2 separate regions of the Homo sapiens genome follow, and region 1 is linked to region 2. The links are chromatin loops, found by intact Hi-C in ENCODE. Cell type or tissue: B cell. All regions are shown on one strand. Links, peaks and the distances in the headings refer to the core of each region. The heading gives the core; the rest is flanking DNA.

Region 1 (8,349 bases), core at 198-8,197, 53 kb after region 2:
TCCAGATTACAGGAGAAGCCCTTAACCCTACCCAAAGAGATTTAGGGGGCCACATGAAATGTAAAAGTAGAAGCAGCAGCAGAAAGAACCTTGTACGCATTCCTAGTATCCAGCATGAGCTGAGGGAAGTCATCCATGACTACAACTCACAAGGGCCTTCATGAAAGTCAAACAATGAGATCAGGGAGTGTCACAGTGTGGAAGGAGCTCCCAAGTGAATTTTGTAATTCTCTAAATGGGGAGAAACTTCCTCGAACACAACTGGGGACAAGTGTGAGGATACTGTAGACAGGAGCACAGGAGCTGGGCAGCCAGCTTCACATGAAGACATAGAGGGTCATGGAATAGAAATCAAGGTTGTTATCTCTGCAGGGAAGCTTACAAAGTGGGGAAGATCTGAGTTGTGTGTGCAAGCTACCTGGATTTAAACAAGGTGCTGTTAATGGGGCACTGTTCAGGTGAGACCAGCTTTGTCAGGTTTTTGGGACCTGGGTGAGGCTTATAATTTCCTGCTACTCCCCACACCATTTGTGAACTTTACTGCCCAGCAGAGGCAGTTTTACTCCCTTCTGGAATATTACCTAGTGACCTGGATATTTTCTTCTGGAATATTACCTAGTGGAATATTACTTTCTGGAATATTACCTAGTGACCTGATAAACACAGTGGCCACAGCTGGCCCTGCCCAAGGAGAGTGTGAGCTCATACCTAACACTGACCCCACCTAATGGTATTTCTCTACCTACCCTGGTAGCTTAACACAAATAACATAAACTTTTAGGAGTTTTATGACCCCATCTATCACCTGAGAACCCAGAATACTTCTACAGAAAAACAAAGTAAGCACAAATCTTACTGCTACTACCACAGCTGGTGCTCTCTTTTATATGCCATCTCTTGGTGGGAGGCCAAACTGCTTAGGCCATTACAGCATCTCTCAGCAGAAGAGCACTGCTCCTAGGAGTGAGAAAATAGTTATGGGAATCTCAGCTAACACCACTGCCTACAAAAACCTGGCCAATGACAGGTCATAAGTGTGTACATGTTACAAGTTCATTACAATTAAAATCAGCATTCAAGAAAGCCATCACATTAAGTTTATATACAACTAAGGAATCAAATGGTGTATGTCATTCCCCTGCCACCTCTAAGGGAGCAGGCACTGGTATCTACTACTAGGAGACCTGAAGTCAGGTTGCATCACTAGATCCCTTCCAGACATTTCCCAGCACGAGCTTGAAGTTTGGCAGCCCATCTGGGTAGCTAGACTCAGAAGAGCAATAACAATAAATGCAGTGCAGCTCTCAGAAAGTTCCATTCACAGGAGAAGGAAGGATCGTGCACCATATCAAGGGAACACCCAGTGGGACAAAGGAATCTGGGTGGAAGGCCTTCCATCCATTATCTTTCCCACTGGTGGGAAGCTTCTTACAGCAAAGACATAATTGCAGTGCTAGTTAAAGCAGGGAAATTCTGTACCTCTACCCCAACAGGCAGGCAACCTCCGTGATTGTAAAGAGGCTTGGAGAAGAGGTCTGTTCCCACTCCCACCCCCTGCCACACCGTATACCTTTGCAGACAGAGCTGGGGCTTGTCTTATGGGATGCAGCATGAATTAATCTACAGGCAAACTTCCGGGAACAATTCAGGGTAATTGCATCCCCGCAGGAGGAGTGCTTCCCTGATTCAGACCCGCACAACAGGCAGAGTCACAATTTCTGTCTACTTGGAACATAAACGTTCCTATGGATGATAAGAGGTACCTGTTTGATCTGAAAAGCTAAAATATGGGACAGGAATGAGGCTGAGAGGCAGATAACTTTTCTCCTTGTCTGGCAGGGGTGCTAAAGTAGCTCTCCCCTTCACTTTGATAAATCCTCAGCACATCTAATTGAGAGCTCCCACAGCCACCTTCATCAAAGGTTGGAACCTCTACCCAACACTGGGTATTACATCTTCCTAGATCTACCCACATTAGCTACAACCAGTGTCTACCCAGGGTTACCTGCCCTATTGACTGAATCATCAACTCAGTAAATAAAATCCTGGGGGGAAATTAAATAAATAAATGAAATGTACACATTTTAGGGGGAAAATTAAATAAATAAGTGAAATGTATACCACTTGAGAATGAGCTAAGCTTCAAGAGATCCCTGCCATTCCAAAACCATAGAAGCCAGTGAACTCATCCACATACCAAGAACATTACTACTACAACCAGCATCTCAGAAAGCCAGCACAAAAGGACGCTCTATAAGTAAAAAAAACTCATACAGGGTCATCACCACTACAAGCACCAAGAACAAAATTAAGCTAAAATAAACTATAAACATCAAAGTCAGATTATTAGGAATAAGAAAAAATAATCAAGTAAAAAATAAATTCAAGAAAAACTTAAAAAAATAGTTTATCCATGTGAGAAGAAACAAGAAAGGTATTCTAATAATATGACAAAACAGGCTCTATAATTCTCTCCAGAGATTATACCAGCTCCCCAGCAGTAAATCTAAACCAAGATGAAACCTCTGAAATGCCAAAGAATTGAGAAGATTGATTATTATGATACTCGAGAAGATATCAGAGAAAAGTAAAAAACAACCAAAAATTTTAAAAATAGGATATGAATTTTTAAATTTCCAAAGAAATAGCTATAATAAGAAAAAAGGAATCAGAACAATCATAACTTCTCTGGAAATTAAAGACACACAGGGGAATACTAAACACTGTGGAAAGTTTCAATAATAGATAAGAACAAGTAGAGGAAAAGATTTTAGAGCTCAAAGGCAAGACTTTTAACCCAATGAAACAAAGACAAAATAAAAAGAATTCAAAAACTGAACACAGTCTCCAAGAAATATGGAATTATGTAAAACTGACAAACCTAAGATTAATTGATGTTCTTGAGGGAGAAGTCTAAAAGTTTTGAAAACTTAACTTGAGGCAAAAATTGAGAAAATTGTCTCTGGCCTTGCCAGACATCTAGACAGCCAAATGCAAGAAGCTCAAAGGATTCCTGGGAATTTTATTGTGGAAAGATCATCATCACCAAAGAACAGAGTCATCAGAATATCTAAAGTCAAAATGAATGAAATAATTGTGAGTTATATGTGAAACGGCAGGAGATCGGTCAGAGTGGTGGGAGAAATTTATAGGGAAAGGAGCAGGCCTTCTGAAAGGTCAGAAGCCTCTGCATAGCTTCAGGGGAGAATAGCTGAAGGCAGCTGTTCTCTATCTCTGAGGCAGACAGCAAGCGGTAGGTACAAGGAAGTGTAGGGGAATTTATCTTAAACAGGCTTATTCACTTATATTGACCAGGAACTGATGCTTGATCATCCAGGTGCATGACACTCCCTGAAAGGGGAACAATAAATATTAATTTCCCACAGATTGTGTTTGCTCCAGGCTCTCAGCATTATGCCTGCACTGAATAAAAGCAAGCAGCTCTAGCTTCTCGAGGCTACACTTTGGCCACTAGAGCTAGGCAGACCCCTACCGGATCTTACACTGCATACCTGTGTCTAAGTATTCCTTTTATCTGTCACTCGGCCAGGGTCTGCACAAAAAACATGGCAGGTAGTGTCCTTTGTGAGGAACACTGCAATGGATCACAACAGAACCCTCAAAAATGAAGGTGAAGTGGGCCGGGCGCAGTGGCTCACGCCTGTAATCCCAGCACTTTGGGAGGCCGAGGCTTGCAGATCACGAGGTCATGAGATCAAGGCCAGCCTGACCAACATAGTGAAACCCTGTCTCTACTAAAAATACAAACAATTAGCTGGGTGTGGTGGTGCGTGCCTGTAGTCCTAGCTACTTGGGCACTCTAGCCTGGGCAACAAGAGTGAAACTCCGTCTTAAAAAAAAAAAAGAAGGTGAAGTGACTGCACAGTAAGTAATTTGTGTCTGTTCAGCATTCCCAAGTTGAAGGGGATTTTCAAGCTAGGGTTTCACCATGGGACAACAGTTACCAGCTCAACAGCAACAGTATATAAAAGTATTGAAACAGCTACTTAAAGCAAGTGGAGCCTCGGTTTTGCAGGCTCGATTAAGGAAACTAATGCAAACTGTTGTTTGCCATAACCCCCATGGTTACCTAAAGAAGGCACATTAGACTTAGAGCTCTGGGACTAAGTGGGGAGAAACTTAAATGACATCATGCAGAAGGGCAACATGTCCCAGTAACATCTTTAACGTTATGGGCCTTAGGTAGGGCTGCTTTGGCCCCACTCTACACAGAATAGCCTAAAAAGGGAAGGGAGGAAGAACTATCATCTACCTTACCTCCTCCTCCTCTTCCCTCAGACCCACTGTTATCAAGTAAAGGTGCCACACAGGAGACAGAGATTTTCCCTGAGCCCCCTCCACCAATAAATTGGAAAAAAGACAGATGATACACTACAGTTATGGGACCCTAACTTAGGAAAGCATATTAGAAGGGGAGCTCTTGGCCTACCCAGTGATGCAAGATCAACAAGGAAATCAGGTACATAAACCCATTATTTTCAACACTTACAAGGAAATGAGAAAAAACATTAGAGAAAATGGAGCTGCTAGCCCATTTACAAAAGGATTAATTGAGGCCATAGCAAACAACTACCATATAACCCTGTGGGACTGGTCAGTATTAGCTAAAACAACTTTAGAGGCCAGTCAATACCTCTAAATGTCATGAGTTGTGAGGACAACAAGCCAATCAGAATCAATAGGCCAAGCAAAACATAATGGCTGCTACGTTCAGGGGAGGGGTCCCTGTATTAATGCACAACAACAATTAAATTTTGTCCCTCTTTGCACAAGTATCTTTGTGCATTCACAGGATCTGGGACCAAATTCCCCAAGGCAGAATTCATCAGGGGGCTTTTGTAAATGTTTGACAAGGGCCTCAGGAGGCATTTGTTGAATTTATCAGTTGGTTGACCCACGCAATTGAGAGACAAATTACTCATGACTAGGCTGCTGATATCTTATTGTTGCAATTGGCTTAAAAAAATGCTAATGTAGACTGCCAGCAAGCAATGTAGGCAATCAGAGGAAACGCAGCTACAGTCAGGGGAACTTACATGAGGAAGTCAGCTGGTGCAGACTGAAACACACAAAGCCAGAATATTGGCAATGTCATTACAGCCTCCTAAAGTGAAAAGAGAGAAAAACCCAAATTGTTTCTATGTGGAGAACCAGGTTATATGAAGCAGAAATGCCCCAATAGTAAAGACCAAAGTAACTCAGGAAAAGAACCTTCTTCTATATGCCCCTGAGGTAAAAAGGGACAACACTGGGCAAATCAAAGTAAGTCCAAATTTGATAAAAATGGCAACCCCCTAAGTAATTAAGTTGAAAACTTCAGCAGCTTTCCTAGATCAGATGGAAAGCCCTCAGTCCTCTTTCTCAGAGCAGCCACCACTGGGAACTCACAACTGGACTTACTCTGCCCCAACAAATTAGTGCTAAAAGAAGAAGACCCTAAAAGGGTTGCAACAAGAGTCTGGACCCACTGCCTCTGGAAACAGTGGGATTGGTCCTAGGGTGATCCAAACTATCCTGTAAAGGAATCAATGTGCTTACCAGAGTAATTGATAGTGATTATCAGGTGACATATTAGTTATGATGTAATCTAAAGGACTACATATGCTCTCCTATATCTAAGATAGCTGGATTACTACTTACTATACTGGGTTCCCAATGCCCAGGGAAAGGAAAGGGGACAAGGATGTTTTGGAAGCTTGGGAGCCACAGGAGTATATTGGGACCAGTTAATCCCTGATCAGAAACCCGTGATTACCTTAAAAATGGGAAATAAAAATTTTACTGGCCTGTTGGATACAAGGGCAGACATTTCGATCATTAATGATTAAAACTGGCCAGAAACTTGGCCCTATGTCACTCAGAATTAAAAAAACTGTCAGCATTGGGAAAGCACCGACAGCCAAGCAGAGCATGCACCTCCTAACATGTCATGATCTGGAGGGAAGAAAAGCAGTTATACAACCTTTAATCATCCCCATCCCTGTTAATCTTTGCGGATGGGATCTGTTAGTCCAATGGGGGGTCACCTTGCAGACCCTTTTCTAATAGTGGCCACTGCTGTATTTCCTCCCCTACTCCTGACATGGCTCTCTCAATATCCAATTTGAGTAGAACAGTGGCCTTTAGAGGGAGATAAATTACAATGAGCCCATGAATTAGCTGAGGAACAATTCAAACCAGTCATACAGAACCATAAAACAGCCCTTGGAATTTGCCTGTTTTTGTCATTCCCAAAAATTCTGGTAGATGAAGAGTTTTGCATGACTTACATGCTATCAATGCTAATTTGCCCTGATGGGGCCCGTTCAACAGGGTCTCCCTTTTCAGGTGGTGATTCCTCGAGACTGGCCCATAGTCATTATTGACTTAAAAGACTGCTTTTTATACTAGTCCCCTTGCAGAACATGACATATAATAATTTGTGTTTGCAATACTAGCTATCAATAATGAAAGTACAGCTCACCAATTTTGCTGGAAAGTATTTCCTCAAAGAATGCTAAACAGTCCTACCATGTGTCAGTATCATGTAAATCAGGCTTTGCTCCCCAGTAGAAAATAATTTCCTAATTGTGAGGTCATCCATACCAGCAGCCCCAAAGGAGCCAATACTTTTGAGTTTATATGCCTGTCAAAAGGACACAGTTATGAGGTTTAATCATAGCACCTGAAAATGTACAGATGTCCTCCCCTTGGAAATATCTTGGATACATACTAACTTCCTGGTCCGTAAGACCTCAAAAGTTTAAATTGAATACTAACACCTTACACAGCTTAAATGATTGTCAAAAATTACTGGGCCCTATTAACTAGCCCTGCCCCACCTTGGGCATAAGTACTGACAAATTACAGAACTTGTTTTCATCCTAAAGGGCAATGCAGCCCTGGACTCACCCAGTACTTAACCCCCACTGCAAAAAGAGAAATTGAGGAAATAGAACAAGCTATTTTTCAGGGGCAACTATATTGAATAGACCCACAATATTCAGTCCAATTGCTTGTTTTTCCTACTAAGCATTCTCCAACAAGATTAAAAGGACCAATGGTCCCAGGGCTATGCTTCCTAGAATGGGGTTTTTGGTCACATACTGGGACTAGAACACTATCTCTCCATGTCCAGCTATTTAGTAAGTCATCTATACAGGTAGAAAACGATGCAATCAATTGCAAGTTTATGACCCTGATGTCATAAGAATACCCTTAAGTAAAAAACAATTTGAAGCACTCCTGCCCCTATTTCTATACTTTGAGATAGCACTCTCTGATTATGAGAGCCATGTAGAACATGCTCTTCCCATTGACAAACTACTTCAGTTCTTATCTCATGTTCCCGTAGTTATGCCTATGTAGGTAGTTCACTCCCCCATACCTAACACATTTATGCTTTTCACTGATGGCTCTGGTAAATATGGAAAAGCAGCTACCTGGTAGGAACCACAAAACTCCCTCACTCGATCTGAATTTACTAGTACTCAGAGAGCTGAGGTTACAGCCCTAATATTGACCCTGGAAATCTTTTCCACTCAGCCCATCAATATTGTTAGTGACTCTGCTTACTCCGTTTATTTATTGCAAAACCTCAAAACAGCCCTCATGTCCACTACTGAGCCCACCCTGTGTGCCCTTTTTCTTCAACTTCAGCAATGGCTGGATCAATGAAGACATTATATTTTAATTACACACATTCAGGCCCACATCTTGCTGCCCAGTCCACTAGTTCATGGCAATGATTAAGCAGACCTGAAAGTTATGACGTCAGTGCTTGACCAAGCCACCCAATCACATCACTTTTTCCACCAAAATTGGAGAAAATTAATTAAACAATTTCAACTAACCCAAAGACTACCTAAACAAATTATTTTACAATGCACAGATTGCCAGCACACAGGCACATCCCATCCTTCAACAGGGGTTAACCCTGGAGGACTAGAACCTAATCAGTTATGGCAAAAAGATGTTACACATGTCCCTGAATGTGGAAAACTAAGATACGTACATGTATCTGTTGATAACAATTCCCATCTAATTAGTGCTCATGCTCTTTCTGGAGAGTCCACATGATATGTCATTAAACATCTTTTCTTAACTTTTGCATTTATGGGGCAGGCCACCAAAATTAAAACTGGTAATGGCCTGGCTTTTACACCTGCTCAGTTTCAAAAATTTTGTCACACATGGAACATCCAACATTCCATGGGTATCCCATATAACCCCCAAGGACAGGTCATAATAGAATGTGCCCACTCCACCCTTAAAAATATGCTGAGAAAACAGAAAAGTGGGAATATGAGTAAGGACCCTGCAACACTATTGGCACAAGACTTATTTACC
Region 2 (8,349 bases), core at 229-8,228:
CTTTTATGTACATTCAAAGAAAAAATAATGGAATACAGTTCAGCATTAAAAATAAAGTTCTGCTATTTGGGAAAACATGGATAAACCTGGAGAATATTAACAAGACACAGATAATGCAAATAGAAAAAATACTAATATTGGATGATCACACATATGTGAAGCTTTTATAAGTGAACTAGATAGAAGATAATAGTAGAATTCTAATTACCAGGGAGAGGATAGGTGTGGGAAAAATTAGGAGATGTTAGTTAAAGGGTTTTAAGTTTCAGTTATGTAAAATAAATAACTTCTAAAGATAATTGCACAGCTTGGTGACTAGAGGTAATACTGTATGTACTTCAAATGTTAAGACAGTAGATGTTAAGTATTTTTTTGCAAACAAAAATAGTAACTTTGGAAATCTAAATATGTGAATTAGAGTGACTATAGTGATTATTTTGCCACAAATAATGTATATCAAAACATGCTGTACCCTTCAAACATACAATTTCAATGTCATTTTTAAAAAAAATTATTTGCGTATATTTTCATCAGGAATACATTTGTTGATAGTTTCCTTTGTTGTTGTGTCCTTGCCTGGTTTGAGAATCACAATAATAATAACTTTGTAGAATGAATTAGGAAGAAGTTTATTCTCACTGACTTTTTGGAATAGTTTTACCATAAATTTTATCAAGTCTTCTTTGTGTGGTTGTAGAATTTGGCTGAAAATTCATTCATTCCTGGTCTTTTTTCTTGTTTGGGAGATATTTATTACTTACTTAATATTCCTACTCATTACTTTATTGCTGATTCACTCTTGCTACTTGTTGCTCTGTTCAGGATTTCTCTTTTTTCCTTGTACAATCTTGGTAGCTTGTATGTTTCCAAGAACGTATCCATTTACTCTTGTTTTCTACTTGGTGAGCATATAGTTGTTCATAAAAACCTCAACAAAATACTCTCAAGTAAAATCCAATAATACATTCAAATATAATATACCATGACGAGTGATTTTATACAAAAATGCAAGGTCAAGATATCCAAATGAATAAATGTGATTTACCACATAAACATAATTAAAACAAAAACCATGTAATCAGAACAAATGCACAAAGAAGATAATGCCTCAAATTTTTTTCAAAAAGGTCATAGACAACAAACTCACAGCCAACATCATACTGAATGGAAAAGTTTGAAAGCATTATGTCTAAGAACTGACACAAGATAAGGCTGTGTCTACTATCACTCCTAGTATTTATCGTAGGAATAGTAGTTCTAGACAGAGAAGTCAGGCAAACAATGGAGACAAAAAGTATCCAAATTTTTGGGAATGCAAAAGTTATACTTGCTTGCTGATAATATTTTATATGAAGAAACATCTTAAAAGTTCCACCAAAAACTGTTTGATAAATAAATTTGGTTTCAGGATACAAAACCAATGTACAAAAATTAGTAATGTTTCTCTAAACAAATAACGATTCAAATCATTCATTCAAATAAGCACTCTGACTTTCCAGTGCCAGGCTTTTTTGGTTACTGAAGCCATGAAGTATTGTTTGAAGTTGAGTAATGTGATGTCTGCAGCTTTATTCTTTCTGCCTAGGATTGGTTTGGCCATTGAAACTATTGTTTGATTTTAAATAGATTTCAAAATTGATTTTTCTAATTTCTGAAAAAAGTCATTGATAATGTGATAGAAATAGCATTAAACCTGTAAATTGATTTCGGCAGTGTGACTGTGTTAAAAATACTGATTCTTGCTCTCCATAGCATGGAATATATTTTTTAAAATCTCTGATTCCATTCATTAGTTTTGTAATTTACCTTGTAGACATCTTTTACCACCCTTGTTAGCTTTACTCATGAATATTTTACTCTTTCTGTGGCCATTTGATAGGATCATATTATCAGTTTGTTTATTAGCTTGGACCTGCTTGCTTTATAGAAAGCTATAGATTTTTGTGTATTGATTTTGCATCACAAAACTTTGCCAAAGCTACTTATCAAATTTAGAAGCTCCGGTCACAGATTATTAGGTTTTGAAAATTGTCAGTTCATGTATTTTGCTAGGGTTTTTTAGGTATAGAATTCTAAGATCTGTACAAAAAGGTAGTTGGTTTCCTCTCTTCCTATTTGGAAGCCTTTATTTATCTTACCTGATTTATCTGGGTACTATCTTGAGTAAGAGTAGGAATCCTTTACAAAATCGATGTGCAAAAATCACAAGCATTCCTATTCACCAATAAACAAACAGCCAAATCATGAGTGAACTCCCATTAAGAATTACCACAAAGAGAATAAAATACCTAAGAATCCAACTTACAATGAATGTGAAGGACCTCTTCAAGGAGAACAGCAAATCACAGCTCAGCAAAATAAAAGAGGACACAAACAAGTGGAAGAAAATTCCATGCTCATGGATAGGAAGAATCAATATCATGAAAATTGCCATACTGCCCAAGGTAATTTACAGATTCAGTGCCATCCCCATCAAGCTACCAATGAATTTCTTCACAGAATTGGAAAAAAAAACTACTTTAAAGTTCATACAGAAACAAAAAAGAGCCTGCATTGCCAAGACAATCCTAAGCAAAAAGAGCAAAGCTGGAGGCATCACACTACCTGACTTCAAACTATACTGCAAGGCTACAGTAACCAAAACAGCATGGTACTCGTACCAAAACAGATATATTGACGAATGGAACAGAACAAAAGCTGCAGAAATAACACCACACATCTACAACCATCTGATCTTTGACAAACTTGACAAAAACAATCAATGGAGAAAGAAGTCCCATTTAATAAATGGTGCCGGGAAAACTGGCTAGTCATAGGTAGAAAGCTGAAACTGGATTCCTTCCTTACACTGTATACAAAAATTAACTCAAGATGGATTAAGGACTTAAGCATAAGGCTTAAAACCATAAAAAGCCTAGAATAAAACCTAGGCAGAGAATGATGGTTTCCAGTTTCATCATGTCCCTACAAAGGACATGAACTCATCATTTTTTATGGCTGCATAGTATTCCATGGTGTATATGTGCCACATTTTCTTAATCCAGTCTATCGTTGTTGGACATTTGGGTTGAACCATCATTCCCAGCAAGCTATCGAAAGGACAAAAAAAACAAACACTGCATGTTCTCACTTATAGGTCGGAATTGAACAATGAGAACACATGGACACAGGAAGGGGAACATCGCACACCAGGGACTGTTGCGGGGTTGGGGGAGGGGAGAGGGATAGCATTAGGAGATATACCTAATGCTAAATGACGAGTTAATGGGTGCAGCACACCAACATGGCACATGTATACATATGTAACAAACCTGCACATTGTGCACGTGTACCCTAAAACTTAAAGTATAATAATAATAAAATTTAAAAAAAAAAGTATGGAGATTTCTCAGAGAATTAAAAGTGGATCTAACATTCAATTTAGTAACCCCACTACTGAAAGGAAAAAAATCAGTATATCAAAAGGACACCTATGTTTATTGCAGCACAATTTACAATTGCAAAGATAGGAAATAAGCCTGAGTGCCCATCACCTCATGAGTGGATAAAGAAAATATGGTGTATCTATACCATGGAATACTACTCAGGCACAGAAAAATGAAATAGTGTCTTTTGCAGCAACATGAATGGAACTGGAATCCAGTTATTCTAAGTGAAGTAACTGAACTCAGGAATGGAAAACCAAATATTGCATTTTCTAATTTATAAGTGGGAACTAAGCTGTGGGCAAGCACAGGTATACAGAGTGGTATAATGGACATTGGGGACTCAGAATGTAGGAGGATGGATGGAGGATGAGGTATGAAAAATTACCATTTGGGTACAATGTACACCAGTCGGGTGATGGGTGCACTAAAACCCCAGACTTCACCACTGTACAATCTATCCATGTAAACAAAAACAACTTGCACTCCTAAAGCTATTGAAAATTAAAAAAAGGTAACATAGATGTTAAATAGAAACAACTAAATGTAAATATAATTATGTTGACTTATGTGGGGAATATTTAGAAGAATAACAAACAATAAAAAGTACAATTTTTGGTTAAAAAACAAAAACAAAAACAAAACACCAAACCTAGGCAATACCATTCAGGACATAGGCATGGGCAAAGGCTTCATGACTAAAACACCAAAAGCAATGGCAACAAAAGCTAAATTAGACAAATGGGATCTAATTAAACTAAAAAGCTTCTGCACAGCAAAAGAAACTATGATCAAAGTGAACAGGCAACCTTCAGAATGGGAGAAAATCTTTGCAATCTACCCATCTGACAAAGGGCTAATATCCAGAATCTACACAGAACTTAAACAAATTTAAAAAAAAAAAAAAAAACCCATCAAAAAGTGGGCAAAGGATATGAACAGACACGTCTCAAAAGAAGACATTTATGCAGCCAACAGACACATGGAAAAATGCTCATCATCACTGGTCATCAGAGAAATGCAAATCAAAACCACAATGAGTTATCATTTCATGCCAGTTAGAATAGCAGTCATTAAAAAGTCAGGAAACAACAGATGCTGGAGAGGATTTGGAGAAATAGCAACACTTTTACACTGTTGGTGGGAATGTAAATTAGTTCAAACATTGTGGAACACAGTGTGGCAATTCAGCAAGGATCTAGAACTACAAATACCATTTGTTTTACAAATAGAATCAGCGATCCCATTACTGGTATATACTCAAAGCATTATAAATCATGCTACTATAAAGACACATGCACACATATGTTTATTGTGGCACTATTCACAATAGCAAAGACTTGGAGCCAACATCAGTGATGGATTGGGTTAAGAAAATTTGGCCCATATACACCATGGAATACTATGCAGCCATAAAAAGGATGAGTTCATGTTCTTTGCAGGGACATGGATGAAGCTGGAAACCATAATTCTCAGCAAACTATCACAAGGACAGAAAACCAAACCCCGCATGTTCTCACTCATAACTGGGAGTTGAACAATGAGAACACATGGACACAGGGCAGGGAGCATCACACACCAGGGTCTGTCACGGGTGGGAGCCTGGGGGAGGGATAGCCTTAGAAGAAATATCCAATGTAAATGATGAGTTATGTGTGCAGCAAACCAACAAGGCACGTGTATACCTGTGTAACAAACCTGCACATTGTGCACATGTACCCTGGAACTTAAAGTATAATTAAAAAAAAAAAAAAAAATAGAAATCCTTGTCTTGTTGCAGTTCTTAAAGAAAATACTGCAAGCTTTTGCCTTGAGGATGTTGCTTGTTACTATTTTGAGGTATGTTCCTTTAATACCTAGATTTTTTCTTAGGATCCTTAACATGAAGGGATGTTAAAATTTATCAGAAGCCTTTTTTTAATCCCTTTAGATAACTGATTGAGTTTTGCTTTTAGTTGTGTTTATGAGATGAATCACATTGATTGATTTGTATGTGTTGTACCAACCATTTCAGAGATTAAGCCTATCGGTGGATTAATCTTTTGATATAATATTGGATTTGGTTTGCTAATATTTTGTTGAGAAATTTGCATATATGTTGATCATAATGATAGCCTGAAATTTTCTTATTTTACTGTTGCTTTAACAGGATTTTATTATCAAAATGCTCCTGGCCTCATAGAAATAGCTGGAGAGGAGTCTCTTCTCTTCTTTTTTTTTTTTTTTTTTTTGAAATAGTTTTAGTGGAATGGCATCAACTTCTTTTTTATATATATCTGGTAAAATTCAGCTCGTCCTGGGCTTCTTTTGGCTCATAAGCTTTATTACTGGTTCAGTTTTGTAACTCATTTTTACTTTATTCAGGATTTCCATTTCTTCCTGGTTTAAAGTTGTGAGTTTGCTGGTTCTCAGACATTTATCCATTTTTATAATAGTCTCTGAGGGATTCTTTGTTTTTTCTCTCTGGTCAGTGGTAGTGTCATTTCTTATTATGTTTATTTTGATTTTTTTTGCTGTGTTAATTTAGTTAGTGACTGCTGATCTTACTTATTCTTTCAAACAACAAGCCCATGAATTGGTTGATCTTTTGTATGGTACTTCACATCTCTATTATGTTCAAATCAGCTCGGATTTTGGTTATTTCTTCATTTCTGCTAGATTTGTGGTTGGCTTGCTTTTTTTTTTTTTTCTGGTTCCCCTAGATATGGTGCTATGTTGCTAATTTGCAGTCATTCTCACTTTTTGTTGTGGGCATTTAACACTGTAAACTCCTTTTAACACTGTTTTAGCAGTGTCTCAGGGGTTTTATTATGTTGTACCTTTCTTTTCATCAGTGGCTAATAAATTCTTGATTTCTGCCTTATTTACTTAAAAGGTCCTTCAGGAACCAGTTGTTTAATTTCCATGTAATTGTATGGTTTTCCACAATATTCTTAGTATTCTTAGTATTGATTTCTTTCTTTCTTTTTTCTTTTCTTTTGTTGCTGTTGTTGTTGTTGTTGTTGTTGTTGTTGTTGTTGCTGTGGTTCCAGAGTCTGGTTAGTATAATTTTGTTGTTGTTGTATTCTAATTTGCTGATATTTGTTTTACAGCCAGTTTTTTGGTTGGCTTTACAGTATCTGTTGTGTTCAAATGGGAAAAAAAATGTATTCGTTGGGAGTTTTGTAGGTATCAGGGCATTTGGTCAAGCATTGAGTTCTGATCTTGAATATCTTTGTTAGCTTTCTGCCTTAATAACTGGTCTAATACTGCCAGTGGTGTGTTGAAGTCTCCTGTTATTATTGTATGGTTATCTAATCTCTTCATAGGTCTACAATAACTTGTTTTATGAATCCTTGTGCTCCTGTATTGTGTGCATGTACATTTAGAATAGTTAGATTTTCTTGAATTGAACTCTTTACCATTATATAATGCTTTTTTGGATAATTGTTTAACATCACTTTTGTCTGAAATTAGAGAAACAACCCCAATTTTTCAATCCTTTTCATTTGCTTGAAAGATTTTTCTGTTTCTATTTATTTTGACCATATGGGTGCTAATGCATGTGAGTTGAGTCTCTTGAAGACAGCGTAGAGTTGGATCTTGCTTCTATATCCAAGTTATCACTCTCACCTTTTAATTGGGCATTTAGTCCATTTACATTCAGAGTTAATAATGACACGTGAAGATTTGGTTCTGCACCATGTTGCTAGTTAATATGCAGAGTTGATAGTATACTTGTTGCTTTTTAGTGCTAATAGTCTTATGTACTTAAATGTGTTGTTGTCCATACTTAGCACTTCTTTAAGGATCTCTTGTAAGGCAGGTCTGGTAACAAATTTTCTTAGCATTTCCTTTTCTAAAAATAATCTTTTTTCTCTTTCACTTCTGAGCTTAATTTAGCTGGATATTAAATTCTTGGTTGGAGTTTCTTTTCTTTAAGAATGCTAAATATATGCCCCAATTCTCTTTTGGCATATAAGGTTTCTGCTGACAGATGAGTCACTTGCCTTTTCTCCCTAGAAAACATTTTTTCTTTGATTTCAACCTAGGAGAATCTGATGTCTACATATCTTGCAGATGGTCATCTTTTATACTATCTTGCAATTGTTTTCCGCATTAGTTGGATTTGAATGTTGGACTTTCAAGTGAGATTAGAGAAATTTAAATGGATGACATCCTTACATATGTTTTGCGAGATGCTTGCTTTATCTCTCTTTTTTTTCAAGTAAGCAAATGAGTTATAGATTTTGTCCTTTTTCCATAATTCCATATTTCTTGGTGGTTTTGTTCATTCTTTTTCATTTTTTATTTTTTTGTGACTGAATTATTTTAGAGAACTGGCCTTTGAACTCTGAGATTCTTTTCTCCTGTCAGTCTTTCCTGTGGTAAAAGTTGAAATTCTATTATGATATTCTTGAAATTTGATTTTCAGCTTTATAAGATTTTTTTTAATGGTCATTTTTTCTTTCAATTTTCTGTGTCATTTTATTGTATTCCTTCCATTCCTTTGATTGGGTTTTGACTTTCCCCTGAATCTCAATGATTTTTTTTTAAATCTATATTCTGAATTTTCTGTCTGTTTTCTCCGCCATTTCAGCTTACCTAACAACCACTACTGGCAAACTACTGCAGTCATTTGGAGATAAGGAGACACTCTGGCTTTTTGAGTGCTATAGTTTACATGCTAGTTCTTTATCATCTGTGTGGACTGATACTTCTTCAATATTTGAAGTTGTTGTTATTTGGGTGCTTTTTTTTTTCATTTCTTTTTCCATGCAAACCACCATGGCAAGTGTATACCTATGTAACAAACCTGCACATACTGCATATGTACCCCAGAACTTAAAGTTTTACAATAAAAAATAAAAACCTGTTCAGTTTAATTAAAATGGACATTCAAGCTTTGAGTATATTCAAAAGGCCTTTATGTTTCTCTCTTCCT

Evidence for each region. Peaks named below come from ENCODE experiments on the same cell type or tissue, not always from the same donor. Only the 100,000 strongest peaks of a DNase experiment are listed, where the experiment ranks them.
Region 1: it touches region 2 in a loop (1.8-fold over the local background); 2 of 110 quality-filtered maps call a loop at or near these places.

Annotation. Positions count from the first base shown.
Region 1 is chrY:20,654,617-20,662,965 of GRCh38, forward strand. No RefSeq gene overlaps it. Among named protein-coding and RNA genes, the nearest start is that of EIF1AY, 83 kb to the left of the region's middle. In B cell, for the core only: no CTCF peak of the experiment used is centred there; a DNase peak (open chromatin) is centred at 5,045.
Region 2 is chrY:20,601,298-20,609,646 of GRCh38, forward strand. No RefSeq gene overlaps it. Among named protein-coding and RNA genes, the nearest start is that of EIF1AY, 30 kb to the left of the region's middle. In B cell, for the core only: no CTCF peak of the experiment used is centred there; no DNase peak of the experiment used is centred there.